Regions from separate parts of the Homo sapiens genome. Here region 2 is linked to region 1. A link is a loop called in an ENCODE intact Hi-C map of the cell type or tissue named here. Cell type or tissue: endothelial cell of umbilical vein. All regions are shown on one strand. Each heading gives the region's core, and the rest is flanking DNA. Links, peaks and the distances in the headings are about the cores only.

Region 1 (10,288 bases), core at 3,102-8,101:
ATCAATTAATTCACATAAAGGAACATTTTCATTCTAAATTAATATTGCCACTGCAATTAAATTTATCTAGTATTTTTAACATGTATGGATAACACACTTTCCTGTGTACACCTTGGATACCTGGGACCGTTATATGTGATCAACTATCATCTTAGTTTTTTAGCTTGGTTAACACTTGACCCCTCCCCCCACCTCAAAATCAGTAAAATGCTGTGGATTCTGCTTTTTAAAAAAATCAGGCCAAAATCTCAGCATTCTCCATGGCTCCCAGTGCTTCTCGGCAGTTTTTTTTTTTTTTTTTTTTTGAAGAAAGTACCACGCAAAGCACTTTTCACATCATCGCTTCTATATAAATTCCACTATAGACTGAAATTATACATTCTCGCAGCACAGATGGGCTGGTCTGTCATTACGGCTGCTGGGTACTTGTTGGAACACACAGCATATTTCAATTGTGGAGTCGACAATTTCGAAGAACTGGGGTCAAAATAAACAAGTTGCATTTGTGTATAGAAACAGACTTATTCAATGATCTTCTCATCCCCTGGAAAATTCGGCAGAGGAACGATCATCACCTTCATTAAACTTGAATTTAATTTTTGGTCTTCATCTTTTAAGACCCCACATGCCCTGTGTCAAAGGCCCATCAATGTTTTAATTAATTACCAATTTTTCTCTTATGCTGCAGCATTAGCAGTGGAACACAAGATTTAAATTCAAACTCGTGGGTGTGGTTTTTAATATCTTTTGACTTTAATTTTAACATCTTAATAATTTTAATATCTTACTAATCTCTATAGGGGAGGTGTGAAACCTCTGTTCTGTGTCGAGTTGCCTATTGTTTTGAGGCCTTTATGAAAAATCAGATGATTCATATTTAGGATGGTCTAAAGATACATTTAAATCCAAACACCACCCACAAAAAAACTCAGCAGGTAAAATACATAGAGTAGCCATAAACTTAAAAAAAAATTATCTCACCAAGATAACAAAGTGCAGAATTTATTGGTTTGTATCAGCCTCCTTGAGGGCAGAGCAGTTTTTACAGCCACAATAATTTGCAAATGATGATAACTGTTTATTTTGCAAATATGCTCATATTATGAGGCCATCAGTGGAGGCTTTTTTCTTTTCCCATACGTGTAAGTGTTTGCCTCTGTGTTTCTAAATTCTGGATTCAGGCTCTGCAGTTTCTCACCGGCTGAGACCACGTTCCCACGTTCCTGCCTCAGTGGCAGTGGCCGGGAGGAGGGAAGGGCGCGCCCCCTGTGTTGCCTCCTGCGAGCTCCAGCCGCCACATCCATTTGTTCGTAGAAGTGCTTTGTTGTGGCTTGTTTATTTTAAGGGATGTACCTGTTGGTGGAGATGTTAGCAAATCATAAGAAAAGTAAAAAGTTGATGAAATTTGCCAGAGCCGCTTGGGAGCCAGCTCTGCTGTCTGGTGGTTTTAACGACATCATCCCTTCCAGTTCTGGTCTTTTAGCCTATTGACTCCCGCCTCCTTAGCAAGAGGAATATGGCCCTGGTCTGGGCGCTCTGAAAGATGAGGCAAAGTGAAAAGGCCCCAGCCTCTGGGCCGCAGAGCCTCTAAGCAGCGGTGGGCATGGCGATGGTGGTAATAGTAGCAACAGCACTCTCTGCTGCTGTTCACAGGTGCCCGCTGTGTACCGGGGCTCCTGCTTTCAGAAAAGCACCGGCTCTGGGACCCAAGGTCTCGGTTCAGATGGGGTCGTCTTTGTTTCCAGGCCGTGTTGATCAAGGGCAAGTCATTTCACCTCTCCGGCCTCATTTCCTTATCTGTAAAATGGAGGCAGTAAGTGTCAACTTTCTGAACACATGGAAAGCTGGGTTCATGGTGAGCACCCCATAAATGCTATTGCTTCCTTGCCTTATTTCTAAGGCTCAGACTATGCCTGCAAGGGGGCATTTTCATTACCTCCATTCCACCAGGGGAAGCAGCGAACCTCTGAGAGGCTAAGTGGGTTCCCCAAGATTCAACCAGCTGATAAGTGTTGGGCCAGGGCTTGAACCCAGCCCTGCCATCCTTCAAAGCCCATGTGCTGCCATAGCATTCACCGACGCGTGTTGCGGCACGCGTGTGCGTGGTGCCCCGGGTGTGGACAGCATGTTGGTACGCAGAGGTGCAGAGGTGTGTGCGTGTAATGTTTGCACGTGTGCATAGGTGTCCTCTTATTTCTCCATTGCGTGAGGTTCCTGGTAGGTCGGCAGTTTCCAAAGAGGTGAGCTGGTGTTTGGAGGTGCATTGGTCGGAGTGGGCCACACAGTCCTCAGACCACACCTGGGGATGACTGTGCCATGGGCTCTCCACCACCCCAGGGATGCCCGTGGGAAGAAGGGTGGTTTTCCCCAGTCCAGGGCTAGCCAAAGCTGGCAGCGGGTGGACTGGGCATCCAGGCGTGGGCTTCTCGTAGGTGCTCAGCACTGCTGAGGGAGGCTCTGGCTGAGTGGCCTGCATGCTGGGCCTTGGCCAGACGCGCTGCTGCCTCCTTATGTGGACAGGCGGTTCTGGGCGCCGGCCATTTGCAGACTGGGAGGAGTGGAAGTGAGGCCTGCGGGCCCCGGAGAGGAAATGGCGGCGTGGGCAGGCCCAGAACAGGACCGGGAAGGCGGGCCGAGGGAGGGAGTGGCCCAGAAGGCCTCTGTCGGCCGGTCAGCGTGCTAGCGGCCTTTCTCCAAGAAGCGGCCAGCTGGCCAGGCCTTCCCGGGCAGGTCTGTTTGTCTGCCCACATGCACACACGTGCACCTGCGTGCCAGGGCACGGGGAGGTTTAGTGGCCTTATTTCCTAATAGGGAACATAGCAGGGCCTGGGGTTTGATGAGACGGCGTAACGCCCAGCACACCTTCAGACAAAAGAGACCGTGATAAAAACGGTTCTTACTACAAGGTCCCAGCTTCTGTCTTTAAAATGGGGCTTCCAGCCTCCGCCTCAGTAGATGGTTGGAGGCACTGCATGAGATCCTGGTCTGGGGAGCCCCTGGTTCGTTGGTGTTTCCCTTGCCTTGGCCTAGTAAGAGGGGACGGGAGGCCCAGGCTCTGTGGTGGGCCTGTCTCAGCCCATTTCAAACCCTACCCACTGCCTTCCCATGACCTTAACAGGATGGCATTACCCAGCACTCACCCAGATGCCAGGGTGGCACCGGGTGAGTGGCAGTTTCGGGTGGTCCTGGAGAAGGGTCCTGGCATCGGCTGGTATGAGTCTCTGGGTTTCCGAGCTTCAATGAGGGCTGGATTCAGGGTGTGGGCTGGGCCAGCCATTCCGGCAAAACCCCAGAAGGAATCCACAGGAGGTGGGGACCGGGAAGGCAGCCGGGTTGCGCCAGTGCCTGCAAGGGAACCTCTGGCCCCATTTCCTGGGAGCCTGACCCCGCCCTAGGATTCCTGGAGTGGGTGTGCCCACGCTTCCGGCCCAGACGTGGGTGGAGGGATCCCACCCTGCCAGGCCTCCCGCCTGTGCGGCTTCTTTCAACTCGATGAGAGGAGGACTCCTCCTGGGCCTGGTGCTTCGAGGTCCAGACGAGCAGACACTGGCGCCTGTGACCCTGCAGCGGACGCCCTTCAAAGTCCGTGTGGCCGCATTTGGAAGCCTGGGCGGCGTGGAGACGGCGCCTTCAGCTTGAGATAGTAAGTTGCCCAATGCCTGCACCTGTGGAGACTCCCAGCACCTGGTGGGTGAGCCGCAGGGGGCTCGGGCCTCCATACTGGGTCTCCAGCAGCAGGGGTGAGGTCTCTCCTGTGATGGACTCAAATGACTCAAACCCACTGGGCTCTGCCCGAGGCATCTGCGCTATGGAAGCAGCTTGCAAATGGGCTCTCTGGGGCCACGCCGGCCCACGGCGGCCACAGCCTCGGCCAGGAGCCGTGGAGGGAAAGATGAGGCCGCTGCAGCATTTCCGTCTGCCAGGGCGACGGGGGCCAGCAGGGCAGGAGCAGCGGGGAACCCTGGGTGGTGGAGATCCCCTGCCTTGGTCCAGGGGAGAAAGCTGGGGGCCGCATTTGGCACCCCCAGGGCAGTGCCAGTGCATGTTGGATGTTAGACTCAGCCCCACATGGCAAGGGGTGTTGAGCTTTGTTGAGCACATACTAAGTGCCAGACCCCAGGCCAGGTGCTTTCCATCCATTTTGATAAACATCCATTTTTAAATTTAATCTGCCAGTTCCATTTCCCTGCCACATCCATTTGGAGCCAGCACGTAGCAGTGCTGTTCTCAGGCCAGAATGTGGAGTAAGCAGGACAGACAGCGTCCCTGTCTGGGTGGAAGTTCCAGTCTAGTGACGTGTGGGTGCTAACGGTTTTCTATATGAGGAGGCCAAGGTTCAGAGAGGCCGAGGGATCTCCCCAGAGTCACGGGGCCAGCAGGTACCAGAGCCTTCTCCCTAACCCAGGTCCTCCCCACGACTGTGCCTGCACAGAACCACACAGGATCCCTGTTTATCTTCAGATCTTCAGCCTCTCTTGGATGCTGGCCTTGTCTGGTTCTCTCCAGACACCCAGCACTAGGAAGGACCATTCCGTCGGCTTGGAGTTCTTTTGCCCCGGGGAGAGCCGGAATTGTCCTGGGGTCATGGGTCACTCTGGCTCTGAGGCCCTGAGTCCTCTCTGGCTGAGTGGCCAGCATTCAGCGCATGCTGGTTTGGGCTGTATGGGGCTCCAGGGCACCCTGCCACTCTCGGGCTCTGTGCCCAGGCTGGTGTGCTGGCAGGTGTGAGACTGCACGCAGTGTGGCAGCAGGCGGTGGCAAGGAGGGAGCTGTGGTCATCCTCGTTCTTGGTGTTCCTACGGCCCAGAGGTGGGAACGTATGAGACTGTACACCCAGATGCCGTGTGCCAGACCAGGATGGGCTCACAAGACACCAGCCCTGCATGGGCAGACGGGGACCACATCAGGTCACGGGGCACAAGAACCTTCTGGAGACCCCACCCCATCTGTCGGCATGGTTCACGTTCATGGATGACCAATCATCTCTGAGCGCTGTGGCGCTCATGGCCCTGAGTCCACGGGTTTTCTCGTGTTTCAGAGCAGTTCTGAGCCCACTTCATTCTGCAGAGCACTGGCTCAGAGAGGTTATGGAACTCATCATGTGCCAGGCCCCAGGACGGCCACGGGAAGAGGCCTGAGAATGCCGTCGAGTGACGGGATCCAGCAGACCTGGTGGAGCACCGGGGCCTTGGCCAGAGGGGCTGGAGCCCTAGACCCAAGGTCTAAGCCCTGCACTGCCTGCGCCTGGCCCACAGGCATGGCGGCCTCACTGAGAGGCAGGCTGCATGTCCTCAGCAAACACGGGCACCAGACGGAGACCAGACAGAGGCCAGTACCAGGCGGGGCTGAGAAGTTAGCCGGAGCATCCTAGGATGCCAGGAAGCCTTCCAGAGGTGGCAGCCCCGCAGCCCCCGCTCCTTCCCACAGCTGACCTCCAGGGCTGCAGCTGCAGGGCCCCTGCGTCCAGCCCTCGGACCTGCCACGTCCCAGGGCCCCACTGCCAGGCACCGCCCCGTGCCGGCCCTGTACAGGCCACATCTGCTGCAGCAGCCATGCCAGAGCTCCGCCTCCCGGGCTCCGTCCCCATGGAAACCACGGTGGGGGGGGCTCCTCCTGCATTTGGCCCGCTGACTGGTTTCCATTAGAGCCGGCCTGCTTTCCCTGAGCTCTGCCCCTGCAGTTCAAGGCTTCCCCTGGGGGTTTCTTCCCACATTTACCGAGCACCAGCCGTTCCGTGCCAGGGAACCCAGCGGTCTGGGCCCCGCCCGCCCTGGCCAGCACCCACCGGTGGTGCCTGATGCCCGGCACCGTGGCTGCTCCCCTGTCCTTTCTTATCGAAGGCCAGCTGCTGCTGGGTCCTGGTGTCGTGGACTCAGCCCTGGATCTGAGTCAGGGCACTGGGCTCCCATCCTGGCTGGGCCGTAGAATCACTGGTGGGCACTTGAATAAGCCCCTTCCTCTCTCCGGGTCTCAGTTTACCCATCTGTAAAATGAAAAGCTCCATCTATTTCTTGAGTTCCTTGCAATGCCGAGAAAGAAAGACAAAGAGAAAATGAAGCCACAGTACACTGTTGCTGCCGGGTTCTCAGAACTGGGATTTTTGTTTGCTTTCAAAGAGGGTTTTTTTTTTCTAGGGAAAGAGTCATGGAATTTGACCAGAGATGATTGTTTGAGGGGCCAAGAGCCAGCCAGAGCCCACGGACATGCAGCATGGAAGGTGTAGCCAGAAGCCTGGGCAGCGATACCCGCCGGTCCGCCTTGGCATCTGCTTGGCACCCAGTGACCTGGCTGTGAACACAGTGAGCGGAGGCAGGAAGTGTGCCTGCGCCGGAATCCGAAGGGCTCTGGAAAACTCCCCAAGAGGTTTCCGGAGGTCAGAAATGTGGGCAGAAAATGAGATCCAGCTTTTAAAAACCTGGCCGACTCATCCCCCGGGAGCCTAGGGAGGCCTGGGAAGGTGCCTCCACCACCACGTGGCTGAGTTACGAGAAGAGCTCGCCGGGCTGGACCTGGGGGTGCTGGGCTGTTAGGGTCGGCAGCAAGGTGGCCCCAGCCCAGACTACGTCCTGGTGGTGTCTTCCTCCTCCAGCTCTTGGGAGTTGGGAGGCTTCAGCGGGGAGGTGGTGATGGTACTGGGGCCTTTTGCCTGGCCTGCCAGTGGCCAGCATGGCTCTCCCCGTGGGACCTTCCAGCTCCTGCTGCCTGGGGTGGTGGTGCGCGTTGGCCTCCCCTGGGCCCTGTGGGTGCTGGTGATGGCCTGGGAACACGTTTCCAGCTCACAGATGAACAGAGCCCGGGAGGTGGAAGACCTTCTTGGCAGCAGGGAGTGAATGGCCCAGTGGGGTGGGCAGCTTGCTTAGCCTCCCCCAGCCTCGGTATCCTCATCTGTAAAATGCGGCTAGTAACCTTGATCTCCTGGTCAGGGTGAGAGTTAGACGAGACGAGAGGCGGGATCAAAGCTGGATAAATGGCAGGAGACAGCACCGGAACTGCGCCCACCCCGCATCCTTGTCATGATCAAGGCAGACCACACGTCCCAGAGAGCCCAGCTCCATGATGGGAGAGCAGGGCCAGGCTGACTGTGGTCAGGCCCACCTGGAGGGGCTGCTGGCAGGCTCTTGGGTGACAGCCACCCTGCCCTGGTGGCCCAGGTAGCCTGAGAGTTGGCGTTTCCTCTTCCTCCATCTCAGTCAAGAGGCCGAGTCAATTCCCCACTCAGCTTCTGCCCCTGCCTCCTGCCCGAGGCAACCTGGCTTTGCTGACTGGTCCCAGTGATAGGGGACATTGTCACTGTGGCTCAAAGGGCGGGCTTGGTGGCATTTTCAGTTTTCTGTCCTGGGAAGGAATGAAACCTTGGTTCGAGTGGCCGCATCTGGGTGGCCACGGCCTTTGCACCCCCTGCCTTTGCGCCCCCCACCCCACCATCCCGATGAAAGTAGGCCGAGGGCGTCGGCACAGAGCGGCCGCCGCGGTCCTGGCCAGGGCTTGATTTAGATATTCGGGGAGACTGGGATAAGGTAGGAAATGAAGGAAATTTCCCCAGGGAAAGGGGAAGAGAAGACGGAGGAGCTTAAGTACCCACATGATTATTAAGCGTGGCTGGTGATTTACGGCCGGGCAGGCGGCTCCTGGCGGCTCCCTGCCCCCTCCCTCCCAGTGCCCTGCACCCTGGAGAGCCGCCATGGGGAAAACAGAGGCCACCAGGTGGGCCCAGCACCCGAGCTCCGCCTTATCTCCTGGGTCTAGGCCCTCGGCAGTCCCTGGGCAGGTGACGCAGCACGGGACACAGCTCCTCCATGTGCTGGGCACTGACATCTGTCATTGGGGCCACCTCACAGAACCCTGACGGATCACCGGCCCTGTCTTACAGGCCAGGAAGCCCAGGTCTGGAAGGTCGAGCCTCACGTGGCCCTCTAAACGGTGGAGTCTGAGCCAGCCTGGCCACCGGCCCAAACCCTAGGCCTTTCTCTCTACCACGGCCAGGTTCAGTGGCCTCTGGTGGGAAGGGCTGGGGAGGCCCTTGTCCCTCCTTAGAACAAGGGATGCGGGTGGAATGGTGGTGGCTGTGGTCGCGAAGCAGGCCTCTGCCCATCCTGCCCTGTCTCCTGCCTTTCAGGGTGCCTGTACTTCTCTTGGCTGAATTCCAGTCTCCCCTTCAGGGGACTCTTGAGACCCTCAACAGCCAGCCCTGACCCCCTCCGTGGCCCCATCTTCGACCTCTGTAGACTATGGCCTAGTGTCACCTCCTCCTGGAAGCCCTCCTTGCTCTCCACTCACCCATTGCCCTGCTGTGGGGCCTGGGGCCTGGTAGTAGCCTGTCTGGGGCCAGGGAAGTGTTCCTCTGGGAAATATTTTATGAGTGAATGAATCAGAAGAGAAAGCCATGACCTGCCTGCCTGTGCTCAGTGCCACGTCAGAAGCCACCAAGCTGTGGCATTGCCCCGGCAAGTTTATTTTTCCACCTCCACTAAGTAAGTTCCACTTCAGGACTCATCCGAGAGGTTGTGAAGCCACACGTCATCAAAAACGGCATCTTTGCACTCAGCAGGCAGGCTGGTGCAGCCCGTGGTGGGGGACCATCCTGCCTGCTGTGGGGTAAGGACGGCTGTGTGCGCCAGGCTACAGGGAAGCCAAGGCTACTGCTTGGGGGTTTCACTGGGGAATATTAACAAACAGAGGTGGCCCAGAAGGGTCATGGAGCCTTTTCTTCTCAGACTGCTGGGTATGGAGGGCAGGGACCCATTGACCCGTCAGGTGTCACCGGTGGGTGGTGGTGCATTCTGTTAATTTAGGTCAGAGAATTTAGGTTCAGTTTACAGATTTCCTGCACAGTCCCTCCTCTGCATCGTAGCTCATGAACATCCTCTTCCTCCAGGAAGCCCTCACACGCTGCTGGGCCCTCTTCCTCCAGGAAGCCCTCACAGGCTGCTGGGCCCTCTTCCTCCAGGAGGCCCTCACACACTGTTGGGCCCTCTTCTTCCAGGAAGCCCTCACACGCTACTGGGCCCTCTTCCTCCAAGAAGCCCTCATATGCTGCTGGGCCCTCTTCCTCCAGGAAGCCCTCATATGCTGCTGGGCCCTCTTCCTCCAGGAAGCCCTCACGCTGCTGGGCCTTCTCTCCGGCCACCTCATGGCAGCTGGGTCCTTGGCCCATCTGGTCCCTCCGGAAGGAACCGTCGAAGCTACCATGGCCTCGTCTTTCCACGTTCCACCTTCTCGGGTGCAATGAACAAGTGTGTAGATGCCACACATCCTCCTGGGGCCTGGCATCTTTGTCCAGAGGGCCCGAGGCAGCTCGGGGAAGGCCTTTCAAGTGCGTCTTGGGAAGCTCACGGCTGACCAGTGAGCAGGGCCTGGGTCCCACTCGGCCGTGTGATCTTGGGCCAGCCCCTCCCCGGCTCTGAGCCTCAGCTTCCCACAGTCTCTCTGACCCCCACTTCTGACATGTAGTGGATCTCTAGAGGGTTCTGAGGGTTCAGGTGTGGAATTGGCTGCCTCAGGCATAAAAACATTCCTGGGCTTCAACCTGGGATCCCACCTGGAGGACAGAGGAGAGATTTATTGCAGAGATGTTCATGCAGTGCCTCTTTAAATGTGGAAAGCTCGACGCACCAGCCGTGCTCCTGGGGTTGGGCGTTTGAATTGAGGAGTTGTGATAACATGACCTGCCGGACTCTCGTGTGGCCGTTCACAATGGGAGAAGCCTCTGTGGGCAGGTGGAGGCGGCCCACGTCCACACGCACACGGGAGCCCCTGCGAGCCAGGCCTGGCACAGGGTTGTCAGTATTTGCTGCCACGTTCTCTCTCTCTCAATTTTCCAGAACTTTGTTGAATGAGCACCCATTCCTTGTGCAATGGGCAGAAAATGTTTAAGTTACAAAACTTATCATCTGGCCAGAGTGACCCTAGCCTGGCTAAATTATCGCAACATGTTCTCCCCCAAAAGAGAGACATTTGCAAAATGCTCAGGAGGTCATGGGGCGGCCATCTGCCAGGCACATTTTATTTCCTCCATTTAAAAGGAGCAGAGCCGATTGAAGGGGAAGGAAGGGGTGTTCTGGAGATTGGGGTGCACAGGGGTGCTACAAGGCCAGCTTCCCCCACATCTGGCGTGGCTGATGAGAGCAACTTTGCTGCTGCTTTTGGGGCAGAATCCATCCTTGTATAGCCTCGGGCACATGGTTAGAATGCTGGGAGTATGATGCCTGGAAACAATACTATAAAGAAAGCAGGACTCAGTTCTCTCATCTAGAACCGGTGGCCCGTCGTTTTGCCGTTACAGATACCA
Region 2 (8,557 bases), core at 269-5,268, 90 kb before region 1:
CAGCCAGGCCCAGCCCCGAGGTGGCGAGAGAGGAGGTGTGGACAGGCCCTGTTCTGTTCCTCCATCCCCCTGGGTGCACGCCGGGACTGTTTCTCCTCAGCTTCTGTGAGCGGTGAGGAACCTCAGGGTGCAAGTGTCTGGTGTGTCCCTGTGGCCGCTTCTCCCGACTTACACGCAGGAGGGGACCTGTTCCTGTCCATGCCATGGTGGCTCTGGCTCTCTCTTCGGTGTCCACAGTGGCTGCACCATTTCACCTTCCCACCAGCAAGCGTGTGCACAGGCTCCAATCTCTCCACGCCCTCCCCTGCTCTCTCCGGCTGTGTGATTCTTCACTGTGGTTGCTGTCACAGCATCAGTGACAGTGAGTCGGTGCCGCACTGTGCTCCGTTCCTTCTCACGGCTGATTCCCACCCTGTTCTCTTCCCCCCCGGGAGCTCACGCTCAGGAGGGAGAGGGCTCCGGAAGCCACAGCCCCGCACCATGAGTGGCCAGGGCGAGGGAGCGGTGGGCCAGCAGGCAGGGGCGAGCTCGATGCCTCAAGGAAGGCTCCAGAGTTCACTCATTCCATGAGTGTCAACCAACAAGCAGCTCCCTGCGGGCCTTATGTGCCAGGCCTGGGCTGAGAGGCTCTGAAGTTACCAAAATCAGCACCAAAGTGTAGCAGTCCCCCTCAGTCCATGAATTGCTAAATCAAGCTCAGAGTCTAGCGGGAGAGACAGACCGGTCGGCCAGACAGACAGACAGACAGACCACCCTCCTCCAAGCTGGAAGGCACCTGATGCAACAGGGAGCGCCGAAGGCAGATCAGGGAGGGCTTCCCTGAGGCGATGCCACTTGGCTGAGTCTGAGAGGCGAGGAGGGGATAGCTGGGCCCTGGGAACCACCTGCGGGCCCAGGGTAAGTTCCACGTAACGCCCCGGGGGTGACACTTGGGTCAAAAGGAGGTCAGCAGCAGGCAGGGCTGGGCCTGAGGCCTGGGACAGAGCTGAGTCCTGGCCTATGGCAGTGGGGCCAGGGCAGGCACCAGGACCTCCAGGGTGCCCCGGTCCAGGGAAGGGACCTCCAGGGTGCCCCGGTCCAAGGAGGGGACCTCCAGGGTGCTCCGGTCCAGGGAGGGGACCTCCAGGCCATCCCAGTCCAGGGAGGAGAGCTCCAGGCCGCCCCCATCCAGGGAGGGCTGCTTGACTCTGGTCTCTGCTCCCTGCGCTGACTCAGAGGGCCGGTTCCGCTTTGTGGAGCTCAGTGGGGCCGCCCTCCTGCTCCACGGCCTGGTGGCCGGCTGTGGTCTATGCTGAGGAAGGGGAAGCCCAGGTCCATGCTGCCTGCCCAGGACCTCTCTGCAGAGCCTGCCTCTTCTCTTGGCCCAGGTCTGGCATCGGGGTGGGCTCCTGCAGCGGCCCCGCCCGTCCGGAGTATTTCCAGGGCCAGGGAGACGGGCAAGCACACAGGCACGTTGCGATGGGTGATGGAGGGGCGTGCAGGCGATGGAGGGGTGTGCAGGCGATGGAGGGGCCCACGCCACGTGGGTAGGCAGGGCCTGGGAGAAAGGGTGCCCAGGGACCACAGGAGCTGAGCCCTGAGGGTTCAGGGGAGAGTGCCAGGAGGGGGAGTAGGCAGGAGAGGAGGAACAAGAATGACTGAGGGGACCTCAGGACCCAGACAGGAAATCATAGCACAGGTCAGGGCCCATGTCTGGGGAGAGGGGACAGGAAGGGCTCTAAGGCAAGGATGGAGAGGCAGGCAGGCCACGGGAGGCCTCTGGACTGAGACCCAGATGCAGCAGGCTTGAGGGACCTCAAGAGAGGGCACTGCAGGCAGGGGCCCAGCCGTGCAAAGGCCCTGTGGCAGGAGGGCTGAGGTGCCACCCACACAGCCCGAGGGCAAGGGCTGCAGGAGAAGGGAGAGATGAGGTAGAGATTTTCCCAGGGCCATCCCTCCCAACTCGACCCCCTCCCCAACGGGGTCCCAGGGCCCTGCCATTTTAAGCCTGAAAGAAACCAGTTTGACTCAAACTGGAGGCATCTCCTCTGGGAATCTACAGCCCTAAATCACAGCGCCTGGGCAGCGAGTTCACTTCAGGACACACTGGTCTTCTGAGTTCTGTCTTCCTGTGTAGCTGGGGGGGATGGACAGCCCTGGCCCCGGGCCACTGTTCCCCGCCAGCGCATTGTCTGCCAGGCCAGCGGCGGAAGCAGCAGCTGCTGGGGCAGGCGGAGCCTGCTGGAGGAAGCCAGGGCCCCCCTAACCCCCGCCCTCCGCTGTCTCCACTTGCCCCACCCCCTCCACCACTGGAACCTGGGGGACAGAGGCTGGGCATGGAGACCCGCCCTGCCTCCAGCACGGGCCCCCCCAACGCTGGCCAGAACCCTCCCTGTCCTTCCACCCACCCAACTCAGCCCAGTCCCCTGTAGACTCTCAGGACCATCTGGTTTTCCAGCTTGTGGGTGACTGACCCACAGTTGCCCTGACTAGATGTCGGCCACCTCTCCGCCCAGAGGGAGGGGAAGAGAGAAAAGCCAAAGCCTAGTTTACAAGGGAAGTGACTCCAGGCCTGGTTGCCTCCTCCTCCCCAAAGAAAAAGAGTTCAGCTACTGGCCCTGTGGGAATCTGGACCCCAGACCTCAGGGGCAGGGACTGGGGGGATGCAGAGGTCAAACCTGGGAACCTGTAATGGTTCCCTGGTCCCAACGGCACCTGCCCTGAGCTGAGCCCTGAGCCTGACTCTACAGTCCCAACCCACCACCCTGTGCCTCCTACCCCTCCCCAACCCCAACTCTCGAAGCCAGGGTCACCGGACACTTCCCTCATCCTTTGAGGAAAGATGGTGAAGCCTCAGAGGCGGGAAATGGATTCAATTGTCCACAGCTGAATGTGTATGATCCTGTTCAGGTGTGAAAACTGAGTCAGTTCAGTGCCCGGTGGCACCTGACATTCACAGCATCCCTGTTGGAGTGCCCGCCTTGGACGCCATCTGTCCAGGCAGGTGTCCTCTGCGGGCTCTTGTTCCAGGCTGGCACGGCTGCCAAGTCCCCTTAATGGGCCAAGTCCCTCTGGATCACCCAACGCCTGGGTCACTGCTCCTGCGGCCACTCCTGGACCTGCCGCTCCTCATCCCCACCCCTCACCAGGGCCCAGCTGTGCACCTGTGCACAGCTCCCGCTGGCTGAGTTCCCCCAGGCAGTGGGCACAGGCCAGCCCTGCCCGGCCCGCAGAGCCCACCCTCTCCTGTCCTGAGGATCTGAGAGCCCTCTTAGCCTGGTCCCTTCCCCAGGGCTGGCAGCAGTGCCCCCCCAGGGGCCCTGGCTCTTTGTCTCCTCAGGGACATTGTTTGGAACGTAGACTCCTGTTGGCCAGGGATCTGGTTTCTAGACTCTTCTTTTGCTGTTTTCCTTCAAACGTTAGCCACGCTTTTCAAAGTATACTTTAACCTCAGACGCTGGCCGGCATCTCCATCGTCCCTTGCTGGGTACTGCCCTTGACCGTGCAGCTGCCTGGGGCTGGAGGAGGTGCAACCTTGGGGAGAAAGTCACATCCCTTCACCAGGCAAGGACAGCCAAGCCCACTGCCAGAGGAGTCATTGGGTTCAAGTAAATAATCAAATTGGAACTGTGTGTTCAATGTAAGCATCAGAGAGCCTGCTGTGCACCCTCCCCCCCATAACCTTCTGTGGCTCCCTGTCGCCTCCCTGAAGGCCTTGCTCTTCAGCACAGCACACTTGAGCCTCTGGGTCTTATTTCTCCCCTGTTCCCCCTCCTCAGGCACATGGGAGCCATGCCTCGTGCCTTTGTCATGTGGGCCCCTCTGCCCGATCGGCACAGGCTCACAGGGCCAGGTTCAAAGGACCTTCTAGACTCTTTGGCTTCAGAGGGGCTGTCCACACACCTGGCCAAACTGCTCCTCACAGCCACCTTTCCATCTGCTCTCCCCTGCCTTCCTTGCCCTGGCTAACCCTACTCAGCCCTCAGGTCTCACCACCTCCTCCGGGCAGCCTCTCCTGACAGCCTCCACCAGCCCCCAGACTCCCACAGCCCCCAGACTCCCGCAGAGGCCTGAGGTGCCATCTAGGGGCATTGTCCAATGACAGGGGACAGCTCAGAGGTGGGGGGATGTTCTGTATGCACTCCCTGCCTGCTGAGCTCAGGAGCCTGGGGGCCAGGCAGTTGGAGAAGCAGACAAGCAAATCAACAGCAGAAATAGAAATGACACTGACAGCTACCACCTGGCACCTGCCTTAGAAAATGCATTGAGCACAAAGGAAACAGACGTGCAGGCGGCCAGGCGACATTGACACTGCGTGGAGTAGGGGACAGGGATTCAAAGCCCAGGCTCCGGTGGGCGCGTCCCAGGCACCTGCTGCCGCGCTTCCCAGAGAGTGAAATTCGCCACTGTGGGGTGGGGGCATCTTAAGGGTTGTAGAAACCAAGGAGCTCAAAGGAAGGAGCCAGGGGTCGCCTTGTCCAGAAGGGATTTGGGGGTGCAGCAAAGATGCCGCAGAACATCAGAACATGTATTTAAAAGTAGAGGTGAAAGACCAAGGGAACGGGGAGAGAAGGTAGGTCTAAGTGGAGGCAGAGATAGGCCCACGGCTTTGGCTCCAAGCTTCCCAGTGGCAGAGGCAAAAAGGGAAAGGGGCAGTTTACACAAATTACTATTCTATGGGTACAATTAAAAGGCACCACATCCTACTCCTGATGCTTCCCTTCCATGGCGGACTGGGGATGGCACAGGAAAAGAGCGTGTGGAATTCCTTCCCATCCTGTACATGTTCGGAGCATTGCACTCTCCCGGGCTCTGGGGCTTCCAGGTGAAACAGCCCCTACCTGCCAGGCCCTCAGCCCGTACCTGTGACAGCCCCCTGCTTCGTCCTCACAACAGCCTGGGCACTTGAGGTTGGGGTCTCAGCTGTCACTCTTCCAACCCTATAAATGAGGAGGTGGAAGGAAAGAAGCCAGCACTTCATGAGGACATGGTGGTCTGTCTGCCCATGATGCAGACGCCGGCTTTGTGCAGGGACCCCATTCCTCAGCCCCACATGTGTGCACCTCTTTGGCCGGACCTGTCCTCCCATCCAGGTGCCTCCCAGATGAGGGGCCTGTGCTGAGGGACTTGGTTTTGTGTCTAGTGGCTGCTCCTAGCACCCTCACCTCTGTCCTCACCCAACCACTGGCCAGCTGGGCTCCTGCCTCCCTGCAGGTAGGGCAGGTGCGGAGGGAGCACAGCCCTGAGCATCCAGTCTTTTCAGTCTGGCCAACCCCCAACCCAGTGGCTCTGAAGGTGCCTGGAGAACCAACAGCTCAGGACCCCGCTGGGCAGACCAGGCCTCTCACGTGGCTGTAAGAGAAAGTTCCTCCACCCCACCCTACCCCTCGATGTCTCCTGCCCCTTCCACCCTGGGCAGATGATGGCTCCATACAGGCCAAGCCTGGATGCAGGTGGATCCAGGCCAAGGACACGGGGGTCCCCTGGAGTGAGCACAGATGGTGGCATTCGTTTGACCTGCTGTGGCCTCTAGAGCCCCGAGCCACGTGGGCCAGAAGGTGCAAGAGTGTTCAGGGGAGACCAGGGAAGCCTTGGGGCTTCTCCAGTTACCCCAAAACATAGACACTGACAACAGCCACTTTCTTATGCTCCATGGGTCATAGTGGGAGTGCCTGGTTTCTGTTCCCCCCAGTGGGGGCCTCAGCTAGAGGGAGCTCCAGGGCTGGGCCAGAATCAAGGTTTCCTCACTTGGTATCATCTGAGCTCCACCAGCCAGCACCCCTGGAGAGCCAGGCAGATGCAGGGGCTTTCCCAGCCCAGCCCAGTGCTCACATGGCACCTCCACCACCCACTCACGGGGTGGTCACAGGCCCAGTTGACCCAGGGGAGAAGCATTAGCACCACCCTGGATGGGGCATGGTGTGGCTCTAGGAGACGCCTTGGATGGGAGATCCAGCCCTTCCACAGCATCCTCCACTCCTGTATCAGGAAATCCGCCCTTTGCCCTGGCAGCTTTGCCTGTCCCTCACTGGAACATGCTCCAGCCACCAGGCTTGCATCTTCAGAGCCCCGCTGCCGCTTTTCTCTATGCCTTCCCAGCCCCTCACTGCACCTGCTCCAGCTGGCCCAGAGGCCGACCCTGTGGGCACGTTTGCCAGCTCCCTGTGCTGGGACCTGTCCGTGGCCTCTGCCGGCGCGAGGCACTGGCAGGAGGCCTAAGGGTCCCTGCCACCAGTGGCTGCAGCTACCTCCCCGTTTGGCCACCAGCCCCAGAGAACGGCTCCTTCCCTCCTAGCTTTTCCTGAGCTGGGCCCACGCCTTTGTCCTGTTTTTAAACGCTCCTCAAGTGGCCCAAATTAAGGGGCCACACTATCTGCTTCCCCCAGGGAGCCAAGAGGGCTGCCAGCTGTCACTCGTGGGACTCCGGCCAAGGGGCCCCTTAAGACTTCCATGGAGAAGAGCTGCTTTGAGACGGTCACTGCCCTCGTGCTGGCTCAGTGGGGACAGGGCTGCAGGGTCTAACTCCAGAAAGACTCGGCCCCAGCAGGGGAGCTGGCGCCAACCAGACAGCTGAATCAACAGCCACCGCCATGGGTCCAGGCCCCCTGCAGCCTGGCGGCCCCACACGCAGGACTGGGGGCTGCTCAAGGCCAAGGGTGGGGCTGTACTCCTCAGTGGTGACGGCAGCAGCCCCCTACCCCCTTGCCCACCCTGGCTCCTGTGTCCCACAGTGAGGTCTCTCCGGTGCACAGCCTGGGTGAGGGGTTGGTGGGTCCAGATGGCACATTCAGACCCTACATCCCCAGCCTAGCAGAGCAGGGGGCGTCAAAGGGGAAGGAGCAGTGGGGGGAGGAACGAGGGGTGGGGGTGTGCTTTGGAAGCCTTGAGAGTTGCCCTGAAGGCTTGAACCGCCCCCAGGGCCAGCAGGAGAGCCATTACCATAACCAGGCAGGGTCCCCTTTTAAGAAAACTGCCCTGGTGGGCTGGTTGCGGTGGCTCACGCCTGTAATCCCAGCACTTTGGGAGGCTGAAGCAGGCAGATCACGAGGTCAGGAGTTCGAGACCAGCCTGACCAGCATGGTGAAACCCCATCTCTACTAAAAGTACAAATAATTAGCCGGGCATGGTGGCGCGTGCTTGTAGTCTCAGCTACTCAGGAGGCTGAGGCAGGAGAATTGCTTGAACCCGGCAGGCGGAGGTTGCAGTGAGCCGAGATCGTGCCACCGCACTTCGGCCTGGGCGAGTGAGACTCCGTCTCAAAAAAAAAAAAAAGAAAAGAAAAAGAAAACTGCCCTGGTGGCCACTGATGGAGAAATGGAGGGACAGAGGCCAGGGAGGGAGACTCTCGCTGGGGCATGGAGGGCTTCCGGGCAACAGTGCAGCCCAAACAGAGTGGGCCTTGGCCAGAGGTGGACAAAGCCAGATGCTGAGGGTGGGGTGGGCACAGCGAGAGGCAGCCACACTAGCTGCTCCCGCTGGGCCAGGCCTGGTGGATGGTGTCATCCTCCCTCACATTCCTGGATCTCAGGGACACCACTTCCCCAGGCTCAAGCAGCTGAGTCATGAGTGTCCTCCCTTCAGGGGACCCAGCCATTGGCTTGGGTAGATTAGTTCTGATTTAACCCCAAAATAATGACTTAGTGGCTTTCCTAACTGCAGCCAGCTTTGCAGGGCCTCCGAGCTTTCAGGCCACCTCCCCTCCCAGATGCCCTTGAGCTGGACCTGAGAAGACCCGCCCAGAGGAAGGCGAGGAAGACTCCACAGGGGTGACAGGGGCCCAGACACCCCCTATCTGCATCAGGACCCATGTGAGCAGAGCTCACCCTGTTGTCGCCCTGGGCACTGTGGCCATCTGCCAAGGGACAGATAGATGGACCTTCCTAGTCCTCAGGCCTCAGGCCATCCACAGGGTAAACCCACATCCACCCACATCTCCTGGAGCCTCCCCCGCCTGGGAATGGGAGCGAATGACCCCATCACACTGGTCTGATGGATGAGTGAGCAGCACCCAGGAGGCCGGACGCGGGAGGCTTGGCCTGGCCGGCAGGGAGTGGGCGCCCTGGGCTGGGACCGGGTTTCCTGCTCCCCTCTGTCTAGGCTTTTCCTGGGGGACCTGGCCTTGGAGGCCAGCGCCTGAGGGCCCCGCAAGACAGTCAGTCTTGCTGTCACTCCCAATGCCATCTTGTGTCCCCTCTCCCCAGACCCCTCTGCTCTGGGAGACTGGTGAGTGAACACCTCGTGAGGTGCATCCTGTGTGGGCAGGATTCCGACCAAGTGCTCCGACGTGGAAGGAAAGAATGCACACTCAGGCAATCTGGGTGTGACCACCTTGCTGTCCTGCGATCTAGGGGATGAGAGGAGGTGACAAGGCCCAAGGGGGTCATGCCGCAGACATGCCCAGGCCCGGCCTGTGTGGTCAGCTGAGGGTCCTTTAGCTGCCCGTCTACTGTCCTCAGGTAGGATGCCTCGTGCTGGGAGCCAGGCCGCCCAGCACCCTTCCAGCCTCTGCTGACTCCAGCTGTGTGTCGTCGGGCATCTTACTCAACCTCTCTGTTTCTTGTCCTTCTGCGCCTAGGGT

Evidence for each region. Peaks named below come from ENCODE experiments on the same cell type or tissue, not always from the same donor. Only the 100,000 strongest peaks of a DNase experiment are listed, where the experiment ranks them.
Region 2: it touches region 1 in a loop (4-fold over the local background); 32 of 110 quality-filtered maps call a loop at or near these places.

What each region holds. Positions count from the first base shown.
Region 1 is chr22:46,082,518-46,092,805 of GRCh38, forward strand. All of the region lies in intron 1 of LOC124905135 (collagen alpha-1(III) chain-like), which reads left to right. It overlaps MIRLET7BHG (MIRLET7B host gene), which reads left to right and starts at 3,480. Exons shown (of 5, transcript NR_110479.1): 1 at 3,480-3,643. LOC112268288 (a long non-coding RNA gene) reads left to right here and starts at 3,650. Exons shown (of 3, transcript XR_002958733.2): 1 at 3,650-10,288. It overlaps MIR3619 (microRNA 3619), which reads left to right and starts at 8,527; the gene lies at 8,527-8,609. RefSeq lists enhancers at 1,972-2,543, 2,544-3,113, 2,816-4,015, 3,114-3,685, 5,455-6,064. In endothelial cell of umbilical vein, for the core only: no CTCF peak of the experiment used is centred there; DNase peaks (open chromatin) are centred at 5,594 and 6,294; H3K27ac peaks cover 2,767 bases.
Region 2 is chr22:45,995,442-46,003,998 of GRCh38, forward strand. No RefSeq gene overlaps it. Among named protein-coding and RNA genes, the nearest start is that of WNT7B, 23 kb to the left of the region's middle. RefSeq lists enhancers at 1-656, 1,620-2,289, 5,593-5,762 and a silencer at 1,011-1,160. In endothelial cell of umbilical vein, for the core only: no CTCF peak of the experiment used is centred there; DNase peaks (open chromatin) are centred at 1,250 and 2,150; H3K27ac peaks cover 2,805 bases.